Regions from separate parts of the Homo sapiens genome. Here region 1 is linked to region 2. A link is an interaction called in ENCODE POLR2A ChIA-PET data of the cell type or tissue named here. Cell type or tissue: GM12878. All regions are shown on one strand. Links, peaks and the distances in the headings refer to the core of each region. The heading gives the core; the rest is flanking DNA.

What was found. ChIA-PET counts read pairs that join two places held together with the same protein. Peaks named below come from ENCODE experiments on the same cell type or tissue, not always from the same donor. Only the 100,000 strongest peaks of a DNase experiment are listed, where the experiment ranks them.
Region 1: POLR2A ChIA-PET joins it to region 2 with 5 read pairs; 3 of 35 experiments call an interaction of 5 or more read pairs at or near these places.

Annotation. Positions count from the first base shown.
Region 1 is chr5:171,942,384-171,946,779 of GRCh38, reverse strand. The region is part of intron 2 of FBXW11 (F-box and WD repeat domain containing 11); the gene reads left to right. Among named protein-coding and RNA genes, the nearest start is that of FBXW11, 62 kb to the left of the region's middle. RefSeq lists an enhancer at 2,732-3,231. In GM12878, for the core only: no CTCF peak of the experiment used is centred there; no DNase peak of the experiment used is centred there; H3K27ac peaks cover 191 bases.
Region 2 is chr5:172,032,917-172,037,312 of GRCh38, reverse strand. No RefSeq gene overlaps it. Among named protein-coding and RNA genes, the nearest start is that of FBXW11, 28 kb to the right of the region's middle. RefSeq lists a silencer at 2,060-2,129. In GM12878, for the core only: no CTCF peak of the experiment used is centred there; a DNase peak (open chromatin) is centred at 2,072; H3K27ac peaks cover 253 bases.

The DNA of each region.
Region 1 (4,396 bases), core at 219-4,218, 90 kb after region 2:
AATATGTTCTGTGGAGAAAAGGGGGGAATAGAGCACCCCAAGATTTGGGAAGGGCTTCAGTTTTAAATAGAGCGAAGAGGGAAAGCCATTTGAGCAAAGACTTGAAGGAAATGAGGGAGCAAGCTGTGCAGTTATCTGGAGGAAAAGAATCCCAGGTAGAGGGAACAGCAAGTGTACAACAAGCCCCAGAGGTAGGAATGTTTGTGGCATGTTAAAATAGCCAGAAGGCTAATGTCTGGCTGGAATGTGGAATGAGGGAGAAAGTAGTAGGAGATGAAATCAGGGAAGGAAGGAGGAAGGTCATAGAAATTCTGTGGGGCTTCTAGAGTTTCGTAGACTTTGGCTTTTATTCTGCATGAGATGGGAAGTCATTAGAGAATTTTTACCAGAGGGGTCATTGAATGTCTTGACAGGATCCCTCTACCTGCTGTGTAGACATAGAAAGAAGAGGCGGAAGCAGGGAGACCAACTCTAAGATTGATCAGCATGTCAGTCAGGGTTCTCCAGAGAAACAGAATCAATAGTAGATAGATATTTTAGGAAACTGACTCACATGACCATGGGGGCTGGCAAGATTGAATGTTATGAGACAGGCCATTAGGCTGGAAGCTCAGGCAAGATTTCCCTGTTGCAGCCTGGAGGCAAAATTTATCCTTCTCTGGGAAACCCCAGTCTTTTCTCTTAGGCCTTCAATTGACTGGATGAGGCTTACCTACATTATGGTGGGTAATAGACTCAAAGTCTACTGATTGTAAATGTTAATCATACCTAACAATACCCTTACACCAATATCTGCTAATAGATTAGTATTTGACCAAACAACTGGCCATATAACCTAGTCTAGCCAAGTTGACACATAAAATTAACCATCACAAGCAGATTGGAAGGAGGCCACACTTTGGAGTTAGGGATTCAAAATGGAAACAGTTCATGATGAAATGAAAGAAAAGGTGAGTATGAGGTTAGTAAAAATAATATTAATCTTGTTAAGCCAGTATCATTTATAGCATCAATATCTAACAAGAATTTAGTCAGCGGTGATTTGGACTTTGGAGCCTCGGTGTGGTTGGAAGATAAAAATGTGATACGTTTCTACTTGCAATAGTGAAATAGTGAGTGCTTCGCAGAGAACCATTAGTATATAGTGCTCAATTTGTGGAAGAACTATAAGTATGTAGGGAACTTACAGTTAATGAGTACTACATGCCTAAACATGTTACTAAGCTCTTTCCCATATATTATCTTTCTTCACTTTATAAACTTTATAAGCTAGGCACTATTCTGTCTGTTTTATATGTGAGGAAACTGAACTGAGGGAGAGAGAGCTTGTGACCTAAACAGGGGTATCTACCTTCTATGTAGTGGAGCCACGATTCAAACCTAGTCTTTCTAGTTCTATTATACCTTACTGCCTCTTAAAGTAGAAACTATTTTCATAGGGATGATTTTTATATTTTAAGTTGTAAACAGACTTTTCTAAATCCCAGGTCAATTACGCAATAGGAATGCTATTTATGTTGTTATACCAGTAGCTTGCATGATCAGATATCTCCTCTTCAGAGAGACCTTTTCTGACCACCCAATTGAAAATAGCTTCCTGCTTTCCACTGTTATTTTATGTTGCTTTATTTTTTTCCTTCATAGTGCTTAGCACTGTATGAAATTATATTCCATGTTTGTTTGTTTTCCTCCTGTCTGTTGTCTTTTCCCCCACCAGAATCCAAGTTCTATGAGAAAACGGGTCATGTCTTCTTTTTCACTGCTTGGTAAACACATCTGTTTCTAAAACAGTCCCAGCAGGTAGTAGGTGCTCAATAATTATTTACTGAATGAAGAATAAGCATAATAAGCTGGAATGTGAAGGAAAGGCTATTTCTAAGCTTGGTTAGGATTATCTGGTATAATATTATTTGCTGTCATAGTTAGGACTACTTTGGACTTCTTTCTTTGAATTCTGTGAATGTAAGTATTCCTGTGAGTTGAAAGATTATCTTGAAAAAAACTGATTTTGATTTGAAAGTCTTCAAATCAGACTGTATTTTGTTTTGCTTTAAAAAGTTCTCTTTTGATTGTAAAATTAATACTATTTATTATAGACCATTGGGGTAAAAGTGGAAAGAAAAATGAGAAACCACAGTTTATGGAGTACCATTCTTAATATTTTTGGCATGTTTTCTTTTAGTTGTTTTTTTTTTTTTTTTTTTTGAGATGGAGTCTCGCTGTCGCCCAGGCTGGAGTGCAGTGGCGCGATCTCCGCTCACTGCAGGCTCCGCCCTGCCGGGGTTCACGCCATTCTCCTGCCTCAGCCTCCCGCATAGCTGGGACTACAGGCGCCCGCCACCTCGTCCGGCTAATTTTTTGTATTTTTAGTAGAGATGGGGTTTCACCATGTTAGCCAGGATGGTCTTGATCTCCTGACCTCGTGATCCACCTGCCTTGGCCTCCCAAAGTGCTGGGTTACAGGTGTGAGCCACAGCGCCCGGCCTTCTTTTACTTTTAAATCTATGCATATGTTTTACATAGTTGGGATTATTATATATATAATTTATTATATGCATATAAATAGATGTATAATTTTACTTTCTATGCTTTGTATACTTAATAGAATGAGTGTATTAATGTATTCCTATAATTTCTCATAGCATAATTTGACATTGTCTTATATATTTTATGAACTTTCCATAACTTGTCATTTCTTTGGGTGCTTAGAGTCTTTATTCTTAATTATCCAAAAAGCTAATCACCATCTTTGTGCGTAAATCTTTGGCTTCATTTTGAATTAGCTAGGATATATTTCCAGGAGATACATCATATATATCTTGTCAAATTGTTTCCCGGAGTGTTTACGTCTCATTATGCCTTCACTAGGATTGAACATTTTTATTTTGAAAAGCTTTAGCAAGCCTGTTGCTCTGTATAATTTAGTAGCATGCTCTAAATTCAAACCTCTTTACAAGTGGCAACTCTTTCCCCTGAGCAGTTTGAATATATGTTGAGTCAGCTAAGGCATGGCCTACTAAAACAAGATCTAGGCCATGCCCGGTGGCTCACGCCTGTTATCGCAGCACTTTGGGAGGCCGAGGCGGGCGGATCATGAGGTCAGGAGATTGAGACCATCCTGTCCGACTTGGTGAAACCCTGTCTTTACTAAAAATTAGCTGGGTGTGGTGGCGCATGCCTGTAATCCCAGCTACTCGGGAGGCTGAGGCAGGAGAATCGCTTGAACCTGGGAGGTGGAGATTGCAGTGAGCTGAGATCCCACCACTGCACTCCAGCCTGGCGACAGAGCGAGACTCTGTCTAAAAATAAAAACTAAAAAAGAAGATCTGTGCTGCTGTGCTTGGCCAAGAAAAGGATGTCAAGAGATGTCCAAACACCTAACAACAGCCTGCCATTGAGTTGCCTGGCTGCTACAACTAGATTTCAAAATTCAGATCATTCACTTAGAATGGAGTTACTCACAAACTACTTAAGAAAACAGAATCACTCTTATATCTTGGACATATTTATGTACCATGGTTCTGAGTCCTACTATGTCCCATGCCTTATGTTACATGCAGAGAACAAGCTGCCAATTGTTGTAGACAGATTGCATATGAACACTGTCTACCCTAATATAAAGAAGGTTCCTCTCTTTAGAAAACCAACAGTCACTTATTGGCATCCCTGTAAAATCTTTACATTACAGGATGCATCTTAGTTACTTAATTTGGAGTAGAAGGCAAATGTTAAATCCTTCATCTTTAAGACAATAAGAAATGAAAAATTGAGGGTTAAAGTAATGGTAGCTCTGATGATAGTAGATAGGAAGAAACTGTCACCTAATTTGAAAGAAAAAGACTGTCAAAAGAAACATTGCCCAGGGCATCTGGTAGAGTTCACAGAAAAGAGATAGATGGATGAACCCCTTATTTTTAAAAATAATAATTTATTTTTAATTAAATTTAAAAAATTTAATTGATTAATTAATTAATTTTTGAGATAGGGCCTTACTCTGTCACCCAGGCCAGAGTACGGTGGTGTGATCACTGCCCACTGCAGCCTCAACCTCCTGGGCTCAGGTGATCGTCCTACCTCAGCCTTCTGAGCAACTGGACTACAGGTGTGTGCTACCACGCCTGGCTAGTGTTTTTGGATTTTTTTGTAGAGACGGGGTTTCACTGTGTTGCCCAGGCTGGTCTTAAACTCCTGGGCTCAAGTGATCTGCCTGCTTTGGCCTCCCAAAGTGTTAGGATTACAGGTGGTAGCTGTCACAATAGCAATGAGAAAACAGCAATCGCTTTTATGATATTCATTTAAACTAAATCTAACCATAAGGAAACAAAGAACAAACCTAAATTGACAGACTGTGAAACAGCTGGTCTGTAATCTTCAGAAGTGTCAAGGTCGTGGAAGT
Region 2 (4,396 bases), core at 273-4,272:
TTACAGGCATGCGCCACCATGCCCAGCTAATTTTGTATTTTTAGTAGAGACAGGGTTTCTCCATATTGGTCAGGCTGATCTCGAACTCCCGACCTCAGCTGATCTCCCCACCTCGGCCTCCCAAAGTGCTGGGATTACAGGTGTGAGCCACAGCGCCTGGCCAGAAACATCGTTTTAAGTGGCTAATTAACCCACCACCCTATGAATGTTTATTATCTACTTAATCAGTACTATACAGTTAGGGATTCTGGCTATTTTCTGGTTTTTCATTAGGAATCTTATTCTTTCATGTGACTACATATCTTCTGTGCTAGGTAAAACCATTTCCCTCTACCTTGATGATTAAAAAAAAAATTATCTGGCAAATCTCATACCTTTTCCAAAATCACTTTGTAAAGTCTAGTTACCACGTTTTACTTTCACATTGATGTAAAACTTTTTCTCGGCTGGGTGCGGAAGCTCACGCCTGTAATCCCAGCACTTTGGGAGGCCAAGGCAGGCAGATCACCTGAGGTCAGGAGTTCGAGACCAGCCTGACTAATGTGGTGAAACCCTGTCTCTACTAAAAATACAATAATTAGCTGGGTGTGGTGGTGGGCGCCTGTAGTCCCAGCTACTTGGGAGGTGGAGACAGGAGAACTGCTGGAACTTGGGCAGCGGAGGTTGCAGTGAGCCGAGATCGTGCCATTGCACTCCAGCCTGGGTGACAAAAGCTAGACTCCATCTCAAAAATAAATAAATAAATAAATAAATAAAATAAAATAAAATAAAACTTTTTCTCAGGCTAGGCATGGTGGCTCATGCCAATAATCCCAGCACATTGGAAGGCCAAGGCGAGTGGGTCCCTTGAGCTCAGGAGTTTGAGACCAGCCTGGGCAACATGATGAAACTCTGTTTCTACAAGAAATGCAAAAAATTAGCTGGGCGTGGTGGCACACACTTGTTGTCTTAGCTACTCAGGAGGCTGAGGTGGGAGGATAGCTTGAGCCAGGGTGGTGGAGGTTGCAGTGAGCCAAGATCACTCCATTGCACTCCAACCTGGGTGACAGAACGAGACCCTGTCTCAAAAAAATAACCTCCTTCTCACCCAGCTCAAGCTTAAACTAAACTTAGAAGCTCATAGTGACAAAGACCGGTGTGGTTGGGACAATTCTCACCAAATGCACCATTTGGATCCTCTACATTTCTGGCCTCCCTGCAGTCAGGCAAGTCCTGGTGACCCATTCTGCCTAATGACATGATTGTCACACCTATGGTGAAGCACACTAAAAAGCCAAGTGCAGGCCGGGTGCTGTGGCTCACGCCTGTAATCCCAGCACTTTGGGAGGCCGAGGCGGGTGGATCACGAGGTCAGGAGATCGAGACCATCCTGGCTAACACGGTGAAACCCCGTCTCTACTAAAAATACAAAAAAAAAAAATTAGCTGGGCGTGGTGGTGGGCGCCTGTAGTCCCAGCTACTCGGGAGGCTGAGGCAGGAGAATGGCATGAACCTGGGAGGCGGAGCTTGCAGTGAGCCGAGATCGCGCCACTGCACTCCAGCCTGGGCGGCAGAGCTAGACTCCATCTCAAAAAAAAAAAAAAAAAAAAAAAAAGAAAAGCCAAGCGCGACCCTCTGGTCTCTCTCTTCCTATTAAAGCACACGAGGAGGCTGTGGATTTTAGATGGTGCAGAACAAGACAGCAGAACCTCCAACAACTTTACCCCTGGTGACCATGGAGAGCAGGGCCCCTCACAATCCACACAGGACACAAGGCATAAGCAAAAGGTAAACTGAATGGGGGTAAGCTGCTGAGATTTTAGGGTTGTTACCACAGCTGTAACTTAACCTAGCCTATTCTAATGTAGTTTGTGTCTTCACCGTTTCTGCCACTTTGCTCTTCTCCTCCAGGGTCAGAGGAGTGAAAAGAGAGTTGGGGAGGAAAAATAACAAGCACATAGTGGATACTGTTTGGGCTCCACCCAGATCCCCTTTTATGGTTTCTGTTTGCCTCGCCCCAGTTCCTGAGGCTTTTGCTTCTAACCGTCCACACCTGAGGCTCTCTTTAAAGGCCTGCTCTTGGCTACTGGAGTCAGAGTCAGAAGTGCCTGAGAATTTACATCCACCCACCCTGAGATGGGTGGGTCTCAGCCAGTGACTGGCTGGTGTGGGAGTATGAAAGCCCAGCTCCCTTGCAACAAGTCAGGACAAACTCTGAGGCATAATTTATATTCTGAAATTCCCCTGTGGGATCAGGCTGAAACTACCCACCCACAGGACTTTGCTTGAGACTGCACCCTTGCTTTGCATTTTCCCTCCATTATCCTCCTTCACCTATTCATTTTCCAATTTCTCCCGGGAGCATTTCCTTAATAGATCACTTGCACACAAGTTCTCATTTCATATTCTGCTTCTGAATAACCCTACTTAAGACATTTGGAACTGGTAATTGTCCTAGGAAATGGACTCTAAGGATGAGATTTGGAATTCAATCACTTGCTGGCCAGATGGCAATAAGGACCCTATTACTGATCATAAGGGAAGTGTTGTTAGTGCCTGGTATGCTATATCGTTGCCATTAGTGAAATATGTACCTGTGGAAAATTAGAATTGAATACAGCTGGAAGGGGTCGCATTGGCTTGTACAATTCAGAGGAAGCAATAATTTAAGGGACTGCAGAATTCGTTTATTGTTGCTGGATGCTGTTGATGCATGAGAGAAAATGACAGGCTCAGGTGAGACAGTTACCAGTTTAAGGCAAGATGTGAAGTCAGAAGTCCTCTTCAGCAGCATTTAAAAAGATTGTTGGCTGGGCGTAGTGGCTCACGCCTGTAATCCCAACACTTTGGGAGGCTAAGGCAGGCAGATCACCTGAGGTCAGGAGTTTGAGACCAGCCTGGCCAACATGGTAAAACCCCATCTCTACTAAAGATACAAAAATTAGCTGGGCATGGTTGCAGGCACCTGTAATCCCAGCTACTCGGGAGGTTGAGGTAGAAGAATCGCTTGGACCTGGGAGACGGAGATTGCAGTGAGCTGAGATGGCGCCACTGCACTCCAGCCTGGGTGACGGAGCAAGACTCCATCTCAAAAAAAAAAAAAAAAAAAAAAAAAAAGACTGCCATATACTGTAGCTGGAAAGCGAACTGTGCTGAAGACCGGGCATAGGACTGTATTGTATTGTAAGAGTAGCAGAACTTCAGCAATGGCTAACTCTGTAGTCCCAGTGAGTTTTCTCCATGAAAATCAGGCCCCTGATAGGGGAGAAATGGAACCCTGAGACTTCGATGGGGATACCTGGGAAGATGCACTTGAGAACATTTAACTCTTAGATTCCCTTGAACATTCTGGGCAAATGTTTGCCCTTGTTAGAGGACAACAGCAGCCCCCTCCTTGCAGAAACTGTGCAGGGGCCTGAACTGAGGCAGATAACCTGCAAAACAATATCTGCCTTCCTCAAGATCTTTCCCCACACCCCTCCTGGACAGTAGGCAAACAACTAGGGCTAAGTCTCAGCATGACCCACCTGGGGAAGTGCTGGTTCTGCTAAGGGTAGAAAAGGATTATTCACCAAAGGATCTGTAGGAACAGACTAGTATGTACTAGCAAGAATACGGGGTGCTTGCTTACAAATGTACCTTGAGGATGCTGAAACAGAAATTGGGGTGGTAGAATATTTATCTGGCTAAAGGAGTGTTTGCTGATATGAGGATTCTCTTCCACAACGCAATATTTAACAGCCTGACAAGGGGCCTTGAAGTTATAATTAACAGAGGAAGAGTGTTTAGGTACTTGGAAAAAATAATGGCCTGTGTTATATGAGGTAATATGCTGAAACTACCATGACAGAGTGCTGAAAAGGAGATCAAAAGTTCCAAAACTAAAGCACCATCAAAGACTCATCATTAGAGTAGGGATTCTACAGGTCAGGCATGAATGTAGTCCTGACCCAGGTCTTTCTTACAATGGGTCTGTAAGACTTCACAGATAATACTTGTTAATCATTTTCTTGATGATACGGTTTGGCTGTGTCCTCACCCAAATCTCATCTTGAATTGTAGTTCCCATAATCCCCACGTGTCATGGGAGGGACCTGGTGGGAGGTAATTGAATGATGGGGACAGTTACTCCCCTGTTGTTCTCATGATAGTGAGTTCTTAAGAGATCCGATGGTTTTATAAGGGGCTTTGCCCCCTTTGCTTGGCACTCCTCCTTGTGAAGAAGGACGTGTGCCATGTGAAGTCCAGGCATAGGACTGTATTGTATTGTAAGAGTAGCAGAACTTCAGCAGTGGGTAACTTTGTAGTCCCAGTAAGTTTTCTCCATGAAAATCAGGCCCCTGATAGGGAAGAAATGGAACCCTGAGACTTGGATGGGGATTCCTGCGAAGATGCACTTGAGAACCAAGTGAAGCCA